Regions from separate parts of the Homo sapiens genome. Here region 1 is linked to region 2. A link is a contact called in ENCODE Hi-C or POLR2A ChIA-PET data. All regions are on one chromosome and are shown on one strand. The core of a region is the stretch at or near the end of the contact, and the rest is flanking DNA. Distances in the headings are between cores, read along the strand shown. Region 1 holds the start of C2orf72 (chromosome 2 open reading frame 72). Region 2 has its middle 20 kb from the start of GPR55.

What was found. A loop is a pair of places that touch in the nucleus more often than their neighbours do. ChIA-PET counts read pairs that join two places held with the same protein, here RNA polymerase II (POLR2A). Pooled maps may share reads with other maps.
Region 1: a pooled map shows a loop between it and region 2 (3-fold over the local background). The contact joins the promoter of C2orf72 here to the enhancer-like site in region 2. A Hi-C loop is called at or near these places in 1 of 168 maps with a recorded cell type or tissue (endothelial cell of hepatic sinusoid) and 1 of 50 pooled maps. POLR2A ChIA-PET finds 5 or more read pairs at or near these places in 1 of 52 experiments (WTC11).

Annotation. Positions count from the first base shown.
Region 1 is chr2:231,032,875-231,039,202 of GRCh38, reverse strand. It overlaps C2orf72 (chromosome 2 open reading frame 72), which reads right to left and starts at 1,680. Exons shown (of 3, transcript NM_001144994.2): 1 at 1,004-1,680. The coding sequence starts at 1,637.
Region 2 is chr2:230,941,978-230,948,239 of GRCh38, reverse strand. It overlaps a transcript of GPR55 not described here. Among named protein-coding and RNA genes, the nearest start is that of GPR55, 20 kb to the right of the region's middle. RefSeq lists enhancers at 1,479-1,638, 4,132-4,351, 4,662-4,871, 5,802-5,851. Within about 2 kb of position 4,904, at least 2 of the 41 ENCODE cell types and tissues checked have a DNase peak (open chromatin) inside an H3K27ac peak, as active enhancers do.

The sequences.
Region 1 (6,328 bases), core at 431-2,930, 94 kb before region 2:
ATGCTATCCCTCCTCCCTCCCCCTACGCCACAACAGTCCCTGGTGTGTGATGTTCCCCTTCCTGTGTCCATGTGTTCTCATTATTCAATTCCCACCTACGAGTGAGAACATGCTGTGTTTGGTTTTTTGTCCTTGCGATAGCCAGATGCAGCTACTCTTAATGTGCATATTTTCATCCTAGAACATTGGAGAGTTCCTGTAAAGCCTTGTGTTCCAGGAGGAAGGAGATCCTGACCCTTCTGCTGATGGCAGCAGTCACGGGGGCTGGGAAAAGACCCTTAAATCCCTTCCACCTTTCAGGAGAATGTGGAGGGAAAAGGTGGCCTCAGCAGACCTGGGGGAGGCTGAGGGACACAGCAGTTGGGTGCACAGCCTTGGTGGGTGGCCAGAAATCAATAGAAAATGTACTCTTAGTCCCTCTCACCTCCCCACACGTCAAGTCCCGAGCACCCATTCCTTGCCCTCTTCCTAAAACCAGGCAGGGCTTCCAGGACGAGCCTCCACCGCGCTGGAGATGCCCCTCCGCCCCTCCTAGAGCTCCCGACGCATCTCTGGCTGCGCAGCGCCCTAGAATTTAGCTTCTGGCACCGCCAATCTCCTTAGCACCCATCCACCCCCTTGAAACTTTCCCATCCCAAGGCTTTCCCATTTCCTTCCCCACTCCTCTTCTCTCCCCACCCCCACCCACCCCGTAACTCCTAGATCTCGGCCTTGCCCGATTCATCCCTTCTCTCTACCCACTCCCTCTGCCTTCTACTCGGCCCCTCAGCTTTCCCACGCCCCCTAGGCATCTCCCGTGCACTCCGGACCCTTCCGGGACAGACTCGATCCGCTACGCACGGCCCGCTCTCCGCTAGCTGCGAGGCCTGGCTCTAGGCACCTCCCTGCTCTGAGCCTCAGTTTACCTCGGTGCTCAATAAGGGAATGGCCAAAGGGGTCCAACTTGGGGGACGTGCCCGAGCCACCGCCCGCCCGCGCCCAGCCGGGCCCCGCGCAGTCTCACCTGGTTGCCCGGCTCCGGCGGCTTGCAGGGCCCTGCAGGCGGCCGCCTGGACGGCCAGGCAGGAGGCCGGGAGGCCGGGGCAGTAGGCGGCCGCCTGCACGGGCCCCCCCGCCTGGCGGCCGAACACGGCGCGCAACAGCGCCTCCAGCAGCCGCAGCCCCGGCGCCACCGCGTCCTCTGGCCCGGCCTCGGCCACCAGCACCCCGACCAGCGCCGCCCCGGCCCGCCGCCGGCCGCGCACGTCCCGCAGCATCTCCCGCAGGCGGCGCCGCGGCTCCCGGGCGGCCAGCGACGACGCGCGGCACAGCACGAAGACCAGCGGCGAGCGGATGGCGCGCGCCGCCGCCGCCGCCGCCCCCGCCGCCCCAGCCGCCCTCGCCGCCCTCTGCGCCCCGCGCGCCGCCCCGGGCCCCGCGCCCTCTGCCGCCGCGCCGCCCGGCTTGGCCGCGCCTGGCTCCGGCGGGAACACCGCCCGTGCGAAGTCCCGCAGCAGCGCGCGGCTCTGTTCGCGCTCCCACAGCTCGCCCACCAGCAGCACCTGCCCGCGGCCCCCCGCCGCTTCCACCAACGCCTGGAAGGGCGGCTCGGCAGGGCGCGCAAGCCGGGCCGCCAGCGCCTCCAGCTCGCGCTCCATGCTGGCCGCCGCCCGCCCTCTGCGGCCGCCGCGGCCCGGGCGCACCCGCTGCCCGCCTCTCGGGGCGGTGGCGCCCCGGCACAGAGGACACGCCCCCGAGGGCCGAGCCCAGCCGGACCCCCGGGCCCCCGGGCGGGGCCTCTGTGTGCACGCGCCCCTGGGCGCAGCCCGCATCGCGGGCCCGGGTGGGAGGAAGAGGGCTTTCTCCTCAGCCCTCCAAGGGTGGCTCCTCCCGAAGTCCCTGCGCAGACGCGGGGAAACAGAGAGTCATTCATTCATTCATTTGTTCGTCCATCCCACACATACTTACTGCGCACCTACTATGTGCAGGCGCTGGGCAGCCGAGGTTGGGAAGACAGACAATTATCCCCTCACTAGATAAGATCGTTTGGAGACCTGGAGCAGAGTCCTGCACAGTTTGGGGTCTTGCCGAGGTGGGGTGGGAGGTAGGGGGGTAGGGGGCGGAGGGCGCAGAAGTGGGTAGGAAGGTGAGATAAAAGAGAACACGCAGGGGTTATTTCTGCCACCCAGCTTTCCTTTTGGGCTTCAACATTTAGCAAAAACTGACCGAGGGTCCATTATTTCCACAAATACTTATTGTACCACCCCAGGCGCTGGGGTTGAAACCCAGACTGTTTCCGTAAAGCAGAAAGTCTAGGGGGCCAGATGCAGGACACGGATGGTGCTCTGATCTGCGTGGGGAGCAAGGGGCCAGCCAGGTCAGAAGCAGGAATGCATTTCCCTTCCTTCTAAGGATCTAGGTCAGCCTTGTCCAATAGAACATTCTGTGATGATGGAAAACTTTTTTATTGTCTGCACCATATGTGACTATTATTGAGTACCTGAAATCTGGCGAGTGCAACTGAAGAACTGAGTATTACATTTCACGTAATTTGTAATGAAATGTAAAATTAAAGCAGAAAGTGACAAGATGATAATGTACTTAAAGGGCTGGCACCTTTCTCTGAATAGTACCCTAAAGACGCCGCAGAAGCAAGAGGGGAGTTGGTAAGGACTCTGAGAAACCAATGTAAAACCAGGGAAGGCCTGTCGCCTCCTCCCCTCAGTGCCATAGAAGGGGGATAGGCTGAGTGAACGCTATACACTTGTGCTCTTTTCTTTGCTTGCATTGGCCTGAGTAGACCATTTCTCAACCCCATCTCCCCAGCACTGCTGGGAGGCAGAAAACAGCTGTGCTAGCCAGGGATGGCATATCAGGCTGGGGCTAGCAGCACAGAAAAACCAGACCCGGCAGCCTCTTCTTCCCACTTCATGGGTCAGGAATTCCAACCACGAGACCTGCCTCATGAAAGAGGATTGGCCAGGGGAGAGTGCCCAGAAGCTCCCTGAGTGGGGTGTCTGGTGTGTGTGAGGGTGGCACATGGGGAGTGGCTACATTCACATTTGATGCCAGAGGCAAGTCCCATCACACCCCCATTCCTTAAGCTCCCAGGTGGGATATATAGGAAGAGCCTAGGTTTTAGTCTCTTCCAGGTGTACCTATCGCCAACCAAAGTAGCTGATATCTAGGGAAACATGAATTCACTGGGAAAAATAATTAGACTTCTGGGGCCGGGCGCTGTGGCTTGTGTCTGTAATCCCAGCACTTTGGGAGGCCAAGGCAGGTGGATCACCTGAGGTCGGGGATTGGAGGCCAGCCTGACCAACATGGAGAAACCCAGTCTCTACTAAAAATACAAAATTAGCCAGGCATGGTGGTGCATGCCTGTAGTCCCAGCTACTTGGGAGGCTAAGGCAGGAGAATGGCTTGAACCCAGGAGGTGGAGGTTTTGGTGAGCTGAGATCGTGCCATTGCACTCCAGCCTGGGCATCAAGAGCGAAACTCTGTCTCAAAAAATAAATAAATGAATAAAATAAAATAAAAAATAAAAAACAGTTAGGCTTCTGGAAAGTATAAAACAAAGCAGGTTTAATGGATATATGAATTAAGATTCATTTCTTAATAACACAGACAACACTAATAACAATGAAAATTTCTTTTTCTCTTTTGTAGACGTTTGGGGATGGACAGTTTATGGCTGAAATAGTATAATAGTTCTGCTTTACTAGGTGTTTGAAGACTCAGATTTCATACCAAGTCACTATTGCCCTCTGACATCTTCATAATCCAAATTGGCTGCTAAAGCTTGGGCCATCACACCTGTATTCCCAGAAGCTGGGTAGTAGAAGGACTGAGGAAGGAACAAAAATCTGGTTGACTTCAGATTTCTTAGCAACAACATTGGGTTTAAGAAAAAATGGAAAAATTGTTTTAAAGTATCAAAGAAAAATAACTTTGACCCTAGATTTGGATTTCTAGCTAAATTATCAGGTATATAAAGAATCAGAAGGCGTATCACATATAGCCCCTCTTTGAAAACACTATTGGAGGAAGTGCCCTATCAAAAAGGGAACTAAATCTGGCTGGGCATGGTGGCTCACTCCTGTTACCCCAGCACTTTGTAGACTGAGGCTGGCAGATCATCTGAAGTCAGGAGTTCAAGACCAGCCTGGCCAAAATGGTGAAACCCCGTCTCCAATAAAAATACAAAAATTAGCTGGGCATGGTGGTGTGTGCCTGTAATCCCAGCTACTTGGGAGGCTGAGGCAGGAGACTCGCTTGAACCCAGGAGACGGAGGTTGCGGTGAGCCAAGATTATACCAGTGTACTCCAGCCTGGGTGACAGAGTGAGACTATCTTAAAAAAAAAAAAAAAAAAAGAGGAACTAAGAGTGCTCAATAATAGCAAGTAAGAGGGATTAAATCACTTGTCTAAATAACAGTGCAAGGCCATGCCAGCAAAGCACAGCCTAAGTGGGTATAATAAACTGGGAGGGTGGGTGGCAGAGCCAGGGTGAAACCTACAAGTTGACCAGAAAGGGAATTAACCCCATCCAGGTCACCTCTGAGGAAGAGAGAAAGACAAGTTCTAGAGAAGCACTGTCAGGTATACTGGGATTTTTAGCACATTCTTACAAGGCTTGTCTAAAACCAACATGCTCTGCCTCCTGAACTATATATTCTCAGCCTCTAAATCTCCACAACTAATTACAAATTTCCATAGGCGGGATGCGGGATGGATCAGAGGGGGGTGGAATGTTAAACGAAGGTTGGAGTCCAGGGCCAGTAAAGTTTATCTTTATCTGTGTTATTTACACAGCAAAGGTTCTGGTATTAAATTAACAGGAAACTGCAAAGATCTTTTTTTTTTTTTTAAAAAAAGGCAAGATGCCAAGAATATTTCTTCCTCCTCTCCCACCGCACCTTAGAAAAACATCATAAAATTAATGGACTTCTTCTTTCTCTGGTGTTCAATGAAGATATAAAGTAAACTGGGATTTTTGAAATACTTTACCTCTTCATGTTCATTTAAACAGAATTTGGTGGGAATCAAGTGATAAGAGACTGGTGTGGTGGCTCACACCTGTAATCCCGGTACTTTGGGAAACTGAGGTGGAAGGATTTCTTGAGCCCAGGAGTTTTAGACCAGCCTGGGCATCATAGCGAGACCCCATCCCTAAATAAACAAACAAACAAAAATCAAACAGCTAGTTGGGTATGGCAGTGTGTATCTAGTCACAGTTACTCCTTGGGAGGTTGGGGTGGGTGGATGGCTTGAGCCCGAGAGGTCGAGGCTGCAGTGAGCCGTGATTGTGCCACTGCACTCCAGCCTGGGTGAGAGATCAAGGACTTGTCTCAAAAAAAAAAAAAAAAAAAAAAAAGTGACCAGAAAGTGTTGGTTTGGAAAACAAGGAGTAATCTCCCTCTAGTTGCTTGCCAGCTCCTTTTCCCTCTTTACTCACACTCTGTCACCCTATTCTCCTCTCCTTCTTTCTTCCTTTCCCCGCTTCCCCTCTCCCCACCTCCCCCTTTCTCTCTTCTTTCCTTTCCTTCCTCTCTTCTCTCCCTGTACTTTTCCGCTTTTTCCCTAAGATGTTTGATTTGGGGGCTAAAAGGAAGGCTGGACCTGGGGAGACTTTCTGGCTTCCTGGGGAGCTGGGTGGAGGGAGGAAGATCTTTAACATGAGGAAGACCTCAGAGGGAAAGGAAATTGGAGGAGCCCCCAGGACCCACGGAGGAAAGAGGCTGAGGTGGGAAGAGGGGCTGGAAACTTGAAACTGGGTCTAACAAGTGCTGGGTGCCCCTGAGGTGGAGCAGGCCTGCTCGCTGGTGTGCTGGGACTTCGTTTCCTCCTCTGCCAGGCCCAGGCTGGTTCCCATGAGGGCACCAGGAATGCAGATCTCTGTGCCAGCTGGTGTTCTTATGGGGGTCAAATATCTCAATTTCGCCTGAACTTTAGGGGTCTGGTGAAGGTTTGTTAACCCACTTATGCAGGAGGTTGCAATTTTTTGAATTGCAGACATGTGTGAAAAATCAGACCTTGGCAATGACCTTGAGCAGCAGGAAATAAATAACTCCCACATGCTTAGCGTTCCAATAATGGAACACTAGGAATAAATGGGATTGAAGAAGCCTGCAGGAAATGCTGACGGGCAGAGACCAGGCTTCAGTGCCTATCATGCTCCTGCTGAGCCCTGGACTAGTCAGTGGTGCCAGGAGGAGGGGCAGGCAGGCCCCCAGGACACACCTGTACTGGCTGAGGGCATCACAGTGGGGGCAGTCCTCCGTCAGCCAACACCTGGCACATAACTGTGGGGAGAGTGTCTACACCTGTCACCTTGGTGGCCACA
Region 2 (6,262 bases), core at 3,655-6,154:
CTAAGTTCCCTTTCAGTGCTGACTGAGAAAGCTCTCCTAAGCAGCTGTTGTCAGAGGCCTGCGGGAGACACAGACCAAGCATAGGGGCTGTGCTTTGCCTCACCAAGGGAGGAAGCTGTGGGGGCGGCCAGGGGGTGGGCGGCGGTGGCAACTGCAGCACCCAAGACCTCTTGGAGAGAACTGAAGTCAGTGGCCACACCCATGTCACAAAGGAGCCGGGCGGGCACTGCAGGCTTCATCCACTGATGGGGAGCTTGACAGACACCAAAGCCACCGTGGCCTGGTGAGGCGGGATGCCGAGTTTCTGCTTAGGTAGGACAGGGCCAGATTTGTATTTTAGGAAGCCTCGCTGTAGCTGGGTGCAGGCTATGTTAGGAGTTGGAGGGGGGGCACCAGCTGAAGTTGAACACAATGGTACTTTAAAAAATAGCACTAAAAGGCTGGATGTGGTGGTCGACACTTGTAATCCCAGCACTCTGGGAGGCTGAGGTGAGAAGATTGCTTGAGCCCAGGAGTTCGAGACCATCCTGGGCAATATAGTAAGACCTAGTCTCTACAAAAGTTAAAAATTAGCCTGGCATGGTGGTGTGCCCCTGTGGTCCCAGCTACGTGGGAGGCTGAGGCACGAGGATTGCTTGAGCCTGGGATGTCGAGGCTGCAGTAAGCTATGATTGGGCTACTGCACTCTAGCCTGAGAGACAGAGTGAGACCCTGTCTCAAAAAAAAAAAAAAAAAAGGTCATAAAGTTGACCAACAGACACTCCCTACTGGAGTGGAGAGTATGGGATGGGCTTTATTCCCCTGAGCTAAAAATGTAACCAGGGTCCCAATTATACCTTGCAACTTAGATGCAATCTTCTAGGATTGCAAATGTGCTCTTTCATCGTGCTCTTGCCCTTTGCATTGGAGCCCAGTTGGCTGGTGCACGTCCAAGGTGCAGCTGGCAGGCTCCAGCTTTGCTGCTGCAGCACACCTAACCAACTTCAGTAAGATCGCCCCATAACCAACAAAACTCTGGTGGTGCTGACCAAGGGGAGACTGATACACAAACTGGGTTGTTGGCAGCCAGGCAGGTTCCCACACCCATAGTGGAAAGGAGCGATTTGTCAGCTAATGGCTCTTTCTGGCTTGGGCATGATGAAGGAATGGAAGGCGTGGGTCTGTGGTGTGGCCAATGTGACAGGGCCGTCAGAAAGTTGAATACACTGAAGTCAAACATAGGAAATGAGCAATAGGGTTAGTTCAGCATGAACCTATGCCAATTCTTATTTACTTTTTGGGGTTCACTAAAATATGATGTGATTAAGATGTTCTGCTCTCTAGTTTGGTGTGTGTCTCAAAGAACCTCAGTGGAGTCCTAAAGAACCACATGAGCACCCCCAGCCACAGCTGCCTTGCCCTGGCCCCTGCCCCAGTTAGGCCCTGGAGGTCCCTAAAAGGTCTGATGGGCTGGGCCTGCTTTCTTCCAGCTCTGCCAGAGTGGAAACTTGGCCCCAGCTATGGCCTGGTCCAGGTGTGGGCTGCAGTGGGAACTTGTCCCATGCTACTGGGACACCCTGCTTCCACAACCATCAGCTTCTGCCAGCGTCATTTCACTGATCTCTAGTTCATTGATCTCTACCCTCCACCACTTACACTGACCTCGTGGCATCTTGGCCTAATACTACAGGGTGCATCTCTTCTGATGAGGACACTTTTTTCTCCACACTCTCCGGTCCTCAGCTTTGTTAAGGTACACGTGACAAAAATTGGATATGTGAATGATGAACAGTGTGAAATTTTGATATATGTATACACTGGGAAATGATTAAATCAAGCTAATGAACACATCCATCGATCACACAGTTATCTTTTTTGTGTGTGTGTGGTGAGAACATTTCAAATTTACTCTTGTAGCAATTTCCAAGTTTACAATACAGAACTATTAACTACAGTCACCATGCTATTATATACAATAGATCTCCAGAACGTATTCCTCTTAACTGAAACACCTTTGACCAACATCTCCCCCTTCCACACCCTCCCTAGCCCTCCAGCCCCTGGCAACTCCCATCCTATTTCCTGCTTCTGTGAGTTTTGACTTCTTTAAATTCCACATATAAGTGAGGTCATGCAGTATGTGTCTTTCTGAGTCTGGCTTATTTCACTGAGCATGATGCCCTCTGGGTTCATTTATGTTGTCACAAATGACAAGATTCCCTTTTTTAATGGCTAAATAATATTTCATTGTGTATATGTTTTTAATCCATTCATCCACTGATGGACACTTAGGCTGTTTCCCTATCTTGGTTATTGTGAATAAAAAGGACACTTTTTAATGCAACTACCATGCCATTATCTTAGCTAACACAATTAAAAGTCAATCTGTAGACCGGGCGTGGTGGCTCAGCCCTGTAATCCCAGCACTTTGGGAGGCGAGGCGGACGGATCACGAGGTCAGTAGATCGAGACCATCCTGGCTAACACGGTGAAACCCCGTCTCTACAAAAAATACAAAAAGTGAACCAGGTGTGGTGGTACCTGCCTGTAGTCCCAGCTACTTGGGAGGCTGAGGAAGGAGAATGGCGTGAACCCGGGAGGTGGAGCTTGCAGTGAGCCGAGATAGTGCCACTGCACTCCAGCCTGGGCGACAGAGCGAGACTCCGTCTCAAAAACAACAACAACAACAAAAAGTGAATCTGTAATATCGTCCACCACGAAATCCATATTCAGATTCCTCCATTGTGTCAAAACTGTCTTTTTATGGCTGGTTTGTTCAAATCAGGGCTCAAATAAGGGCGCGGGTTGCATTCTTTCCAAGTCACCCCTTTTTTTTTCCCCTTTCCTTTTCATGTCATTGATTTGTTGGAAAAACTGGGTCATTGGGAGTGCATTCTCAATGCACAGCAAATAATTGGAATCCTCTATCCAGCGCTTGCCCTTGGAAAGGCCTCCATGCAGGAGGCAGCTGCCTCCCGGAACTCAGTCCTCTCTCAGCCTCTTTCCACCTCAAATCCCAACCACACACTCGCCACCCACGTCCCCGCTTCATTCTGGGAATTGCCTTTCCTCTCCCCCGCCGCCATCTTTTTGCGCAGATCACCTTAGCCTGTCTGTCTTCTGTAGTCTTCTATCTGCTTTGTCCACCACCAGAATTTGTTACTACCGAGGAGGGCCAGCAGACACAAATCCTTCCCCTAGAGGCTGGTGGGAGGAAGGAAGGCAGCTCCCAGCCCCGCAGTGAGGCTCCTGCTCCTGCTTCATGGAGGGCGATGTGCGGGAACCTTACCTGGTTCTTCCCCCGGCAGCGAGTGTGGGTGGCTGGGACAGCATCTACGTTCGTTGTCGCATCTGCAGGGCCTAGCGCAGCGCCTGGTATTTGCAGGGCATCAAGAATGATTCTTGGAGGGCTGAACAACCAGCATGAGGGCAGGCAATGGGCCTTCCTTGTCTTTGATACCGTGGCCAGGCCTGAAGAATCAGGATGAACAAGCGGAATGTGAATTTGTTATTTTTATTTTTAATTTTTCTGGTACATAGTAGGTGTCTGTATTTACGGGGTACATGAGATCAAAGTAAATTTGTGACAAAGCATTCAGTTATATTCTCTCCACTCCTGAAAGATTCTCTTCACCTTCAGTTAAAGCAAATCATGCTGTAGGACGTCACTGTTGAGTCATTCTCCGGGGGCTCCCAGAGACACGGCATTCTCGTTTTCACTCTGAGAATTAAATCTTGTGCCGGGTGTCACAGTCATCTCTGTTGTGGACATTTCCCTCTGAACTAACCAGCGATGGTTACTGGAAACCACGGCTCCTCCACCTCCCTCCACAGGCTTTCTCCCCTTCCCTTCCACACTTCTGGGGTTTGCCTGGGGATCCAAGTCTCTACACTGGTGAAGCAGGCACAGCTGTCAGGTCACAGACTCACGTGTGCAGGACCATAGCTTCTGGGTCATCAAGCTCATGGAAGCCCCCGGGACAGTCATGTGGGCACACGTTGGAGGGATGTGGATTTGCCCCTTTCCACACCACAGCTTTGCCCTGTCCAATGTCCAGTGGTGGGTAATTTCCTGGGAAGTCTCCTTGAGGTCCTCTCTGGGACCCGGCATCTGGGACCAAGATGCTGTTGTGTGTGTAATGAATGGCAGAAGGCATCTTCATGGAGAGGCTTCTCACTTCACTACTCTTGCTGGTCCTCCTCCTGGGCTAGGGCCAGGGAGAAGAGGGACAGCCCGAGGGCCCCTTCCTAAGACAGACCCTGTGTTAGGCCATTCTTATGTTGCTATAAAGAAATACCTGAGGCTGGATAATTTATAAAGAAAAGAGGTTTAATTGGCTCACTGTTCTGTAGACTTTATATGAAGTGTGGTGCCGGCATCTGCCCTGCTTCTGATGAGACCTTGCTTGCAATTTTGGCAGAAGGCGAAGAGGAAGCGGCATCTCACATGGCCAGAGTGGGAGCAGAGGAGGGGTGGGGAGGTGCCGCACACTTTCAAACAGCCAGATCTCGCAAGAAGGAACTCGCTGCTGAGAGGACAGCACCAAGGGGAGGGCGCAAGATCATTCATGGGAAATCCACCCCCATGATCCAACCCCCTCCACCAGGCCCCGCCTCCAGCACTGGGGATGACAGTTCAACATGAGATTTAGAGGGGACAACACCCAAACTCCATCAGACCCTGGACGGGGATAGCTCTTAGCTCTCCAGGCTCTTGCTCCGTGACCTACTCTGGCATTGTTGCCTCTCTTGCTTGGCCCCCCAGCTGGGGATGCCCGGAGACAAACATGGGCACTGCTGCTCCTGCCAGGAAATTCCTGAGCCCAGACATCTCTTAGCACCCATGCCCAGGGCTGGCTGGGCTTCTTGGCCCTCCACGGAGGGGCTGGCTAGTGGGAGAGGAGAGGAGGTGCACAGGAAGGAGGGGCTGCTCTGGAAGGCAATAGCCAGCCAAGCTCTCGGGCAGTCTGGGGGCGGGGAGCCAGCCAGGATGCTGTCCTGCTAACAGGGGATGGCTCCGGATGTAGATGGGCCTTGACCTGGCTCTAGTCCAAGCACTGCCCGGGATGGCCTCTGCTGGGGCCTCAGTTTCCACCTCTCTACAATGGGCACAGTTGTGCTACAGAGAGCGCTCTCTCTCTCCTCTCTCTCTCTTTCTCTCCTCTCTCTCTCTTTCTCTCCTCTCTCTCTCTTTTCTCTCTCCCTCCTCTCTCCTCTTCTCGTCTCTTCTCTCCTCTTCTCTTCTCTTCTCTTCTCTTCAGGTCACAAGGACAAATCCTAGGGGAACAGAAGCAGGATGGAACTCTGACTTCAGAGCCCCAGGGTCGTGCTCTCACTCTGTTCATTGGCAATGATGAAGGAAAAATTGGTCTGCTTTCACCCAGCTCTCCCTAGCCTGCCCCTTCTCCTGCCCCTTCCGTGTCTCTTCCCCCTTACCCCATTCTTGTGGATGGGGGTGGGGGTGGAGAGTGGGGGGTTCCTTCTTCTGGGTCTGGTGCCCACCCTCCCCATCGGGCCCTTCTCAAACAGCCAAGCTCCCATCTCCCACTGGCTGCCCCTGGCCTTTGGACCCTGCCACCCTGCAGCCCCCTGAAGTCCCTTCCCCCATGGCCCACCCTCCCTCTGCTCTTTTGGCTTGGCCTCCCTCTCTGCTCTTCACTCCTCCTGTGCCATTGACCTCCCTTTTGGCCTTTCTCTGGCCTCCAGCCACCAGGGCAGATGCTCTACTGCCCCCTGCCGCTCTCCCCCCACACCTGCCTCTTCCACCTGCCCTCCATTGGCCCTTCCTGCAAAACGTCCTGGGGGCCTGAGTGGGGAATGGAGGCTGGAGGGCAGTGGCTGGGTCCCTTGTGGGGTTGGTCTGGGACTCCTGCCCCTGAGGACTAAGTAATTCTCTCTCTCAGCTGCTCTGCTGGGGACACTCCCTGAGGGAGGCAGGGCCAGGAGGCCCGGCTGAGGCAGGAGAAGGAGGCAGAAGAAGGAGGCAGGCCCTTGCCTCTGTCCTGGGCCCCCTTTCTGTGATCTTCTGGCATTCTCAGGGGTCTGCCCAGCCCTGGAGTGTGAGTGTGGGGGTGGCCCCTCTGAACGTATTCTTGCTGTTCTGTTGGTTCTGACAGTGTCCTTCCTGCCCCTTCTGGTCTGTGTCACATTCACTTTAATCTCAAAATGTTTTCTGAAATTGCTCAGAAAAGAAAAGGCCCAGTATAGCCCCCATCACAGGGAGGGTAGCTCAGAGGGGGCCACTACCCCGGGCATCAGGCTCCCCTGCACTCTGGATCCCAGA